2 separate regions of the Homo sapiens genome follow, and region 2 is linked to region 1. Evidence: read pairs that join two places in POLR2A ChIA-PET (ENCODE). Cell type or tissue: GM12878. All regions are shown on one strand. Region 1 has its middle 9.7 kb from the start of TNFRSF13C. Region 2 has its middle 33 kb from the start of WBP2NL.

Region 1 (4,000 bases):
TGCAATGACCACGTCATGACCATGGCCACCCTGAGGCATCTGACATTTGTTTAAAGCTTTATGTTCAAAATAATGGGCTTGAGGCCAGCAATTTGAGACCAGCCTGGGCAGCATAGCAAGACCCCATCTCTAAATAAATACATAAAATAGTGGCTTCTTCATTGCCAGTCCTCAACTAGCTAGGAAGAAAGGCATCGGTTAGCCTGGCGCCACGCTACAGCTGAGGAACTGAGGCTTGCCGAGGGTGAGTGACCTGCCTGAGGTCACGCCACCAAGCAAGCAGCCAAGCCCAGCCTCTCCCATCTCCCTCCACCTTACCTCAGTACCAAGCCCCAATTCCGGCACACACTGATCTTCCATTACTTCCCTCAGCCAAACTGTCTCCTGGACAATGTCACTGGGTCTCCAGATGGCGTGAAGCAACCCCACTCTCTGGCCACCCATCCCCCGCCTTCCAGGGACAGCAGGTCTGAGGGCACCTGCCTGCCATTTAAGTGTGGCTCAGCTCTGCTGTGAGGCAGGGGCAGGCCAGCCCCCAACTCTAGAGGGGAGGCCTCCTGGTTCCAGGGCCCCTGCCAAGCTCAGCTGGGAGCTGGCGGCAGTGACAGCACTGTGTTCCCCAGTGCTTGGAAGGTTCCCAGACTCTTGGCTGGAGAATGCGATGCCACTTCTCTTGTTAAATGGTACCAGGTGGCAAGGAAAATGTGGCACAGGGACCTGAGAGAGGTGCCCCATGCGGGCATGGGGGGGAGGGGGTGTGGGGGAAGGCCTCTCCTCCTGGTCGCCAGCAAAAAGTGACATCCCAGATCAGGCAGGCTGCATCCACACCGCCTTCCTCCCCTGCTTGGACACCCATTCCATCAGCCCCGCCAAAGACCTACTCTACCCTCCAGTTACCCTGCAAAGACACGCATTCTGGCCAAGGACAGAAGGGCCAAAGACAAGGTCACTCTCTGGGAAGGCTGGCCTTCCGGGCTCTGCTGCTACTGCCCATCCCTTCAGGGACCAAAGTGAAGGTTCACCTCCAGCCTCTTCCTTCTGCCCTGGAGCCTCCCCTCCTCAAGCAGAGGCTGGCTTCCCCGACCAAGTGCCCGAGGGGCTTTTTGCTGCGGGCGAAGGCCTGCTCAGGCCCAGAGCCTGCACCACTCTGCTCCCACGCTAAGGGCCTCTGCCCTCGGGCCTATCCTGCCACCCCCTGCCCTCTCGCGATGCTGTGTTCTAGTGGTCCCATCCTGAGGCAGGAACCATGGCTTGCAGACTGCTGCTTTCTGGAGCACACGGGCTGTCTCCACCTTCTGTATTCCAGCTCAGGGCCTGGCCAGTGGAGATGCCCAAATCTTTTTTTTTTTTTTTTGAGATGGAGTCTCTCTGTCACCCAGGCTGGAGTGCAGTGGTGCAATCTCAGCTCACTGCAACCTCTGCCTCCTGGTTTCAAGTGATTCTCCTGCCTCAGCCTCCCAAGTAGCTGGGATTACAGGCGCATGGCACCATGCTCGGCTAATTTTGTATTTTTAGTAAAGGCGGGGTTTCACCGTGTTACTCAGGCTGGTCTCGAACTCCTGACCTCAAGTGATCTGCCCACCGTGGCCTCCCAAAGTGTTGGGATTACAGGCGTGAGCCACTGCGCCTGGCCTCCAAACCTTTCTTCAAGGATTAGGCAGGCACACAGAAAAACTGGAGAGAAGCAGAGTGGGGCTGGCTCTGCTGCCAGTTAGCTGTGTGACTGTGACACACCTCCCATGACAACGGTCTGTTTCATGAACTGTGAATTGGGGAAACATCATCTACCTCACAGGTCTGCTGTGTGAGAAGAGCTCTGTGAAGCATGACGTGCCTGCAAATGTCGGGTGACATGTGGGGCCTCGACCGGAATCTACGTGGCTGAAGTCCTCAGCGGAGCCCAAGGGACTGCCAGGAAGTCAGCCAGGTGTCTACAAACCCTTACTGAGCACTAGGGGTGGGGCCTGAGCTAAGTTCCAGAAGGAACCTACAGAAAGGGGCAGATAGGGCCGCATCCCCGACACCTACAAGGAGTTAGAAGGCGGCCCACCCCTCAGTGAAGGGCATGGGCCCAGCTGCGATGGTGACATCAAAGCAGAGAGGCCTTAGGCCGGCCGCGGTGACTCTCACACCTGTAATCCCAGCACTTTGGGAGGCCAAGGGTGGCAGATCACGTGAGGTCAGGAGTTTGAGACCAGCCTGGCCAACATGGCGAAACCTGTGTCTACTAAAAATACAAAAATTAGCTGGGCATGGTGGCGTGCACCTGTAATCTCAGCTGCTCGGGAGGCTGAGGCAGGAGAATCACTTGAACCAGGGAGCAGAGGCTGCAGTGAGTTGAGATCACGCCACTGCACTCCAGCCTGGGCGACAGAGCAAGACTCCACACCCCACCAACCAAAAAAAAAGAAAAAAGCAGACAGGCCCCGAGGTGCTGGTGCAGTGCTGCCCAGGGCTTCAACTGGGGTCCATCCTGAGGCCTGAGGCTGGTGGGCATGCCCTGGCACATGCAGGGTGAATGTGGGGAGGGCACTGTCATGTTCCAAGGGAGTCAGGACCTGGCTCTCTATGGGATTTCTAGAGTCCACTTCTGATGCCTCTACAATCTCCAATTAGACCCAAGGGAGAAGGAAAGCAACTGGCACTGTACAATCTCTCGCCATCAACCCCAAAATGAGACCTCCAGCCAGCTTTTCTCACTTCTTGCAAACTTCTGACAGTGGTGTAATTCCTAATTTGCACCAGTTTTTGAACTCCGCTGTGTGATTTCTTTTTTGGAGATAGAGTCTCGCTCCGCTGCCTGGGCTGAAGTGCAGTGGTACGATCTCAGCTCACTGCAACCTCCGCCTCCTGGGTTCAAGCAATTTTCCTGCCTCAGCCTCCCAAGTAGCTGGGACTATAGGCACAGACTGCCATGCCCGGCTAATTTTCTGTATTTTAGTGGAGACGGGGTTTCACCGTGTTGCCAGGCCAGCCACAAACTCCTGAGCTCAGGCAATCCGCCCGCCTCGGCTTTCCATGTGATTTCAAATAGTTACTGTTCACTGAGTGCCTACCTAGCAAGGTGCAAGGCATTAACACATGTTATGAACACAGCAACCTACTCGCAGGCATGGGGGGTCACACAGTCCCAGGCATGTCCATCGTCTCATTCAATCCTCCCAACGTGACAAGGTGAGCAGAACCTCATCTCCATTCACATCTGAGAAAACAAGCTCCAAGAGGCAACAACCAGGTTCTATAATAGCAGGGCCAGGATGTGGAGTCTGACTGGCATAACGAGTCCAAGCTCCCCTTACCCCGCCCCACTCCTTTTTTTTTCTTTGAGACAGAGTCTCGCTCTGTCGCCCAGGCTGGAGTGCAGTGGCGCGATCTCAGCTTACTGCAAGCTCCGCCTCCCAGGTTCATGCCGGTCTTCTGCCTCAGCCTCCCAAGTAGCTAGGACTACAGATGCCCGCCACCATGCCTGGCTAATTTGTTTGTATTTTTAGTAGAGGCAGAGTTTCACTGTTAGCCAGGATGGTCTCGATCTCCTGACCTTGTGATCTGCCCGCCTCGGCCTCCCAAAGTGCTGGAATTATAGGTGGGAACCACCGCGCCCAGCATTTTTTTTTTTTTTTTTTGAGACGGAGTCTCGCTCTGTTGCCCAGGCTGGAGTGCAGTGGTGTAATCTCGGTTCAACACCACCTCCGCCTCCCAGGTTCAAGTGATTCTCCTGCTTCAGCCTCCCGAGTAGTTGAGACTACAGGCCTGCATCACCATGCCTGGCTAATTTTTGTATTTTTAGTAGAGACAGGGTTTCACTATGTTGGCCAGGCTGGTCTCGCTTTTTTTTTTTTTTTTTTTTGAGGTGGAGTCTCACTGTGTTGCCCAGGCTGGAGTGCAGTGGCACAGTCTCAGCTCACTGCAACCTCCGCCTCCCGGGTTCAAGTGATTCTCCTGCCTCAGCCTCCTGAGTAGCTGGGACTACAGGCGCCCACCACCACATCTGGCTAATTTT
Region 2 (4,000 bases), 95 kb after region 1:
TCTATGCATTTTTTTTTTTGAGACAGAGTCTTGCTTTATCACCCAGGCTGGAGTGCAGTGGCACAATCTTGGCTCACTGCAACCTCCACCTCCCAGGTTCAGGCAATTCTCGTGCCTCAACCTCCTGAGTAGCTGGGATTACAGGCAGGTAAAACCATGCCCAGCTAATTTTTTTTATTTTTATAGAGATGGGGTCTGGCCATGTTGGCCATGCTGGTCTTGAACTCCTGGCCTCAAGCAATCCTCCTGTCTCAGCCTCCTGAAGTGCTGGGATTACAGGCATGAGCCACTGCGCCTGGCCTTCTATGCATATTTCTTATATGTAGTTGAAATCATGCTATATAATGTTTCACCAGATATTTTACATTTTCATAGGTTTTGAAGAAATGCTTGTAAATATTGTTAGTGACCACATAATATTCTGTGACACAGTTACACCATAACGTATTTTCTCAGTCCCTCTTTTAAGGTATTTGAATTGTTTCCAGGTTTTTGTTATTACAACTTCATGATTAACTTCTTTGTATATGGAGCTTTTTAAAAGTTTTAAATGCTTTCCTTAACACAGCTTAGAGTCATTGATTGATCTGCATTGTGAAAATTAGGAAACCAGATGCTCCCATGTTCTCAAGGACAGCCTTTCTTAAGGAAGTCAGGTAGATATTAATGGGTTTTATGTGAAATGGAGTAACTGGGTTAAATATAATTGAAAAAGACAAGAAAACTGGTTTCTTTACTACTTCTTAGAGCCTTGACTATACTAATGGACATAATCTCCAAGAAGGAGAGATTTTCAAAATTTACAGTTTTTTCAAAATTATTTGATTTTAGAATATTCAGTAAACATTTTGTTCAGTGGAAGAAACTGAGAAACACTTTCTGGAATTATGGGATATTAGAATTAGAATGGACTTCAGGTATCTGGAGTATGCTAGACCTTAAAGCTCTTTCCAAAAATGAAGACAAGTCAAAAGACCATTCTTCCTTCCATTCCAAATAAAAGAGCTTTATATCCAATTTACAGAAAGCAGGGTGGGACATCTTGAAGATAAAATATATAGAAAGTAGCTGCTGCTTCCTCTCAGAAATTACTGGGATAGAGTTATGGGTCTAGGAAGCTGGAATGTCAAAACACAGGGACAGCCACTTTGCCCAGGCAACTGGCATGAAGGGAAGAAGTGAAAAGGGAAAGTGTGGCTGTAAACCTCTCTAAAGTTTCCAAACAGGGAATCCAGGCAATATTGGATCTTAAACATGGGTCATAGGATCTGGCGCTTTTATCCCTAAAATTTTTGGAGGAAAATAACGAGATATTTTAAGTTTCTTCTTTTCTTACTTCCAAACTACAGTACGTGGGCAACAGTGATGAGAGGAAGAGAGGAGAGACTCAACCAACTAGAGCAGGGATAAGGTTTCCCTTGTTCAGCTTTTCAGTGTCTGCTGGAATGTGATGGTAAGTTGAGAACAGGGTGAATGGGTGAGGCCTTTTTTATATCAGAAAGTTTTCCGAGTAACTGATCTCTGGCAAATATTTGGGGATTAGAATTCTAAAAGAATACAAACTAGACTTCTCTTCTGCTCTTCATGTTAGTTATACTTGTACCAGGTAGATTTGAGGTGGGGTCCAGTTACCTGAAAAGCGTAGCAGGTTCGAGTTTCTTAAAGGTGGAATTCCACCATGTTCTCCTGTGCAAAGGGTACCTGTTTACCTGGTCCACCAAACTGCCCCAGTACAACCAAAGGCTGTGACTGTGTAAGGATAGAACCAAGTGGAGCCACAGTTTGGACCCACGTGGTGCTGCGTGGCACACCTACTGTTAGTTAGCTCCCACTGTCTGGTACAGTTGTTTCCCCCAAAGGCTCAGTCCAATTTGTTCTATAAGAAGAGCTTTGTGTCCTGTATATTCAAAGGACCCTGGTTTTTGCTTTGCTGAGGACAAATCCAGTCAGAATTCAGCTGAGCCTTCTGCATGCTGAGAGCACTCATGTGCTGAGTTCCTCAGCTCCTCACTGACGTTTTGAGTACTTTCTTTCTGACTCACTCACTGTGCTGGTGGATTCCGCTCTTCCTGTCTCTTCCCCAGCTGCAATACAGAAACTATACTCTGTTGTCTACTCTTTCATTTCCTATTAGAAATATAAAGGGATAGAAATAAGAAGACCTTTTAGTCCTGGACTATCTGGTATTGGCCCCTAAAATGAGCCTCCAAATACTCCTTTTCATGGGTAAGTGGATGCTCCCCAGCCTGCTGGAGCAGAACCTTCCTGGCTCAGCTACCCTGAGATATCAGGACAAAAACATATAGTTGGTGTGATTTTCCTCTTTTTGTTTTTTTTTTTTTCAAGATAGAATCTGGCTCTGTCCCCCAGGCTGGAGTGCAGTGGCGCGATCTCGGCTCACTGCAACCTTTGCCCCACAGGTTTAAGCGATTCTCCTGCTTCAGCCTCCTGAATAGCTTGGATGACAGGTGCCTGCCACCATGCTCGGCTAATTTTTGTGTTTTTAGTGGAGACAGGGTTTCACCATGTTGGCCAGGCTGGTTTCGAACTCCTGACCTCAAGTGATCCACCCGCCTCGGCCTCCCAAAGTGCTGGGATTACAGGCATCGGCCTGTGCCTGGCCGATTTTTCAATCCATAGATTAATATGTTCAAGAAATATTGCATGTCTTTGTTTTCTGTAAATTTATTTCTGTTACCAAGATCCCCACCACCATCTGCTTTGTTGGTGGGCTTCTCACAAATCCTAAGATTATGCAAAGGTATCCAGATTTTATTTGGCACCAAGATGCTGAGAAGTTTCTTCTGGTCATCAGACTGCTTCTGAAACAGCCACTATCCAGTCCTGGCAGTCCCGTCAAGTCTAAAAGCTTGTTGCCTTGGGACCCCAGAATCTTAGGTAGGGCTTAGAACCAGGGTGTCAGAGATCCAACTCTGTGTACCATATTGCTCCTTAGAACTGGGGAGTAGGACCCCAAAGGCCTCCTTATCCTTGAGAGTCTGACAATTCCTTAAACTTCCAGATTCTGCCCTCTCAGCTGTGCTGTTGGTCTGCATCACCTCTATCTCTTAAGCATCTATCCTAATCCAAATCTCAGGATTTGGGTTTACCCAAAAGGTAATAGAAAGCCTTTGCCTTCATGTTGACTTGGCTTTCCTTGCCTAGCACTTGGTTGCTTGCTTGAAAATCATGTATGTATATATATAAAATGTAGAAGCCCAATTCAAATTAATAATGTAAAAATTTATTCTGTTACACAGATTACCTCATTGTCAGGTAGGAAGTGAAACGTATGATATTCTTCCTGGCCTTTGCCTTGAGAGTCTTCTGGAGCCTGAAGAGGGTGGGGCAGACAACCATGGACTGCTAGAGAATAAACTTTCTTTGAAGCTTCCTAAATGGATTAGAAAGAAGGGGTTCTGTCAAAGGGAAAGGGTCTATACAGATGTGACCAGCAGTTTGATTAGTTTAGATGTATGATTTAGTAGCCAATATAAGAAACTTGTAATTTTTAGTAATTAGAATTTATTATAAATAATAAAACAGGGTATTAATTATTAATATTATGGTATCTTTGGGGTGTCACTTTTCTGGCCAGAAACCTCTGTGGACAAGTGGCACCTCTGCCCAAGTATTGCTTGGGCCCACTGGGCTCATTCCACCCACCCGGCCTGACAGGCTGCACTTGGCTCATGCTACTGGCCTGGATCCCATGCCTGCCAAGGGAGATTGCATGGAGTGACAAGGGGTGTGTGGGGAAGTGTGGGGTCTGGCTATTTTTCAGTCAGATGTGCCAGCTGCTGCAGTGGGGTGGTCAGCTCCAGGTACCAGCATGGGCACCAGCTCTCCACGAGGCTGCAGCTGGACCAGTCGCACTCCAAGCAGCTTCCACAGCTGGCACCAGGGAAAAGGTGGTGCCCAGAAGCTTGGAGATGCCAGGAACCATAGGGCCCCAAAGAGGGAGTCACAGCCCTGGCTTGGAGAGCTCCCAGGTCTGGGC

The links. Peaks named below come from ENCODE experiments on the same cell type or tissue, not always from the same donor. Only the 100,000 strongest peaks of a DNase experiment are listed, where the experiment ranks them.
Region 2: POLR2A ChIA-PET joins it to region 1 with 5 read pairs; 3 of 35 experiments call an interaction of 5 or more read pairs at or near these places.

The regions. Positions count from the first base shown.
Region 1 is chr22:41,934,537-41,938,536 of GRCh38, forward strand. It overlaps a transcript of CENPM not described here. Among named protein-coding and RNA genes, the nearest start is that of TNFRSF13C, 9.7 kb to the left of the region's middle. RefSeq lists enhancers at 1,156-1,265, 1,282-2,354, 1,586-1,665, 1,716-1,975, 2,016-2,155 and 1 more. In GM12878, no CTCF peak of the experiment used is centred here; a DNase peak (open chromatin) is centred at 1,815; H3K4me3 peaks cover 56 bases; H3K27ac peaks cover 3,838 bases.
Region 2 is chr22:42,029,371-42,033,370 of GRCh38, forward strand. It overlaps a transcript of WBP2NL not described here. Among named protein-coding and RNA genes, the nearest start is that of WBP2NL, 33 kb to the left of the region's middle. In GM12878, no CTCF peak of the experiment used is centred here; a DNase peak (open chromatin) is centred at 2,051; H3K4me3 peaks cover 892 bases; H3K27ac peaks cover 2,774 bases.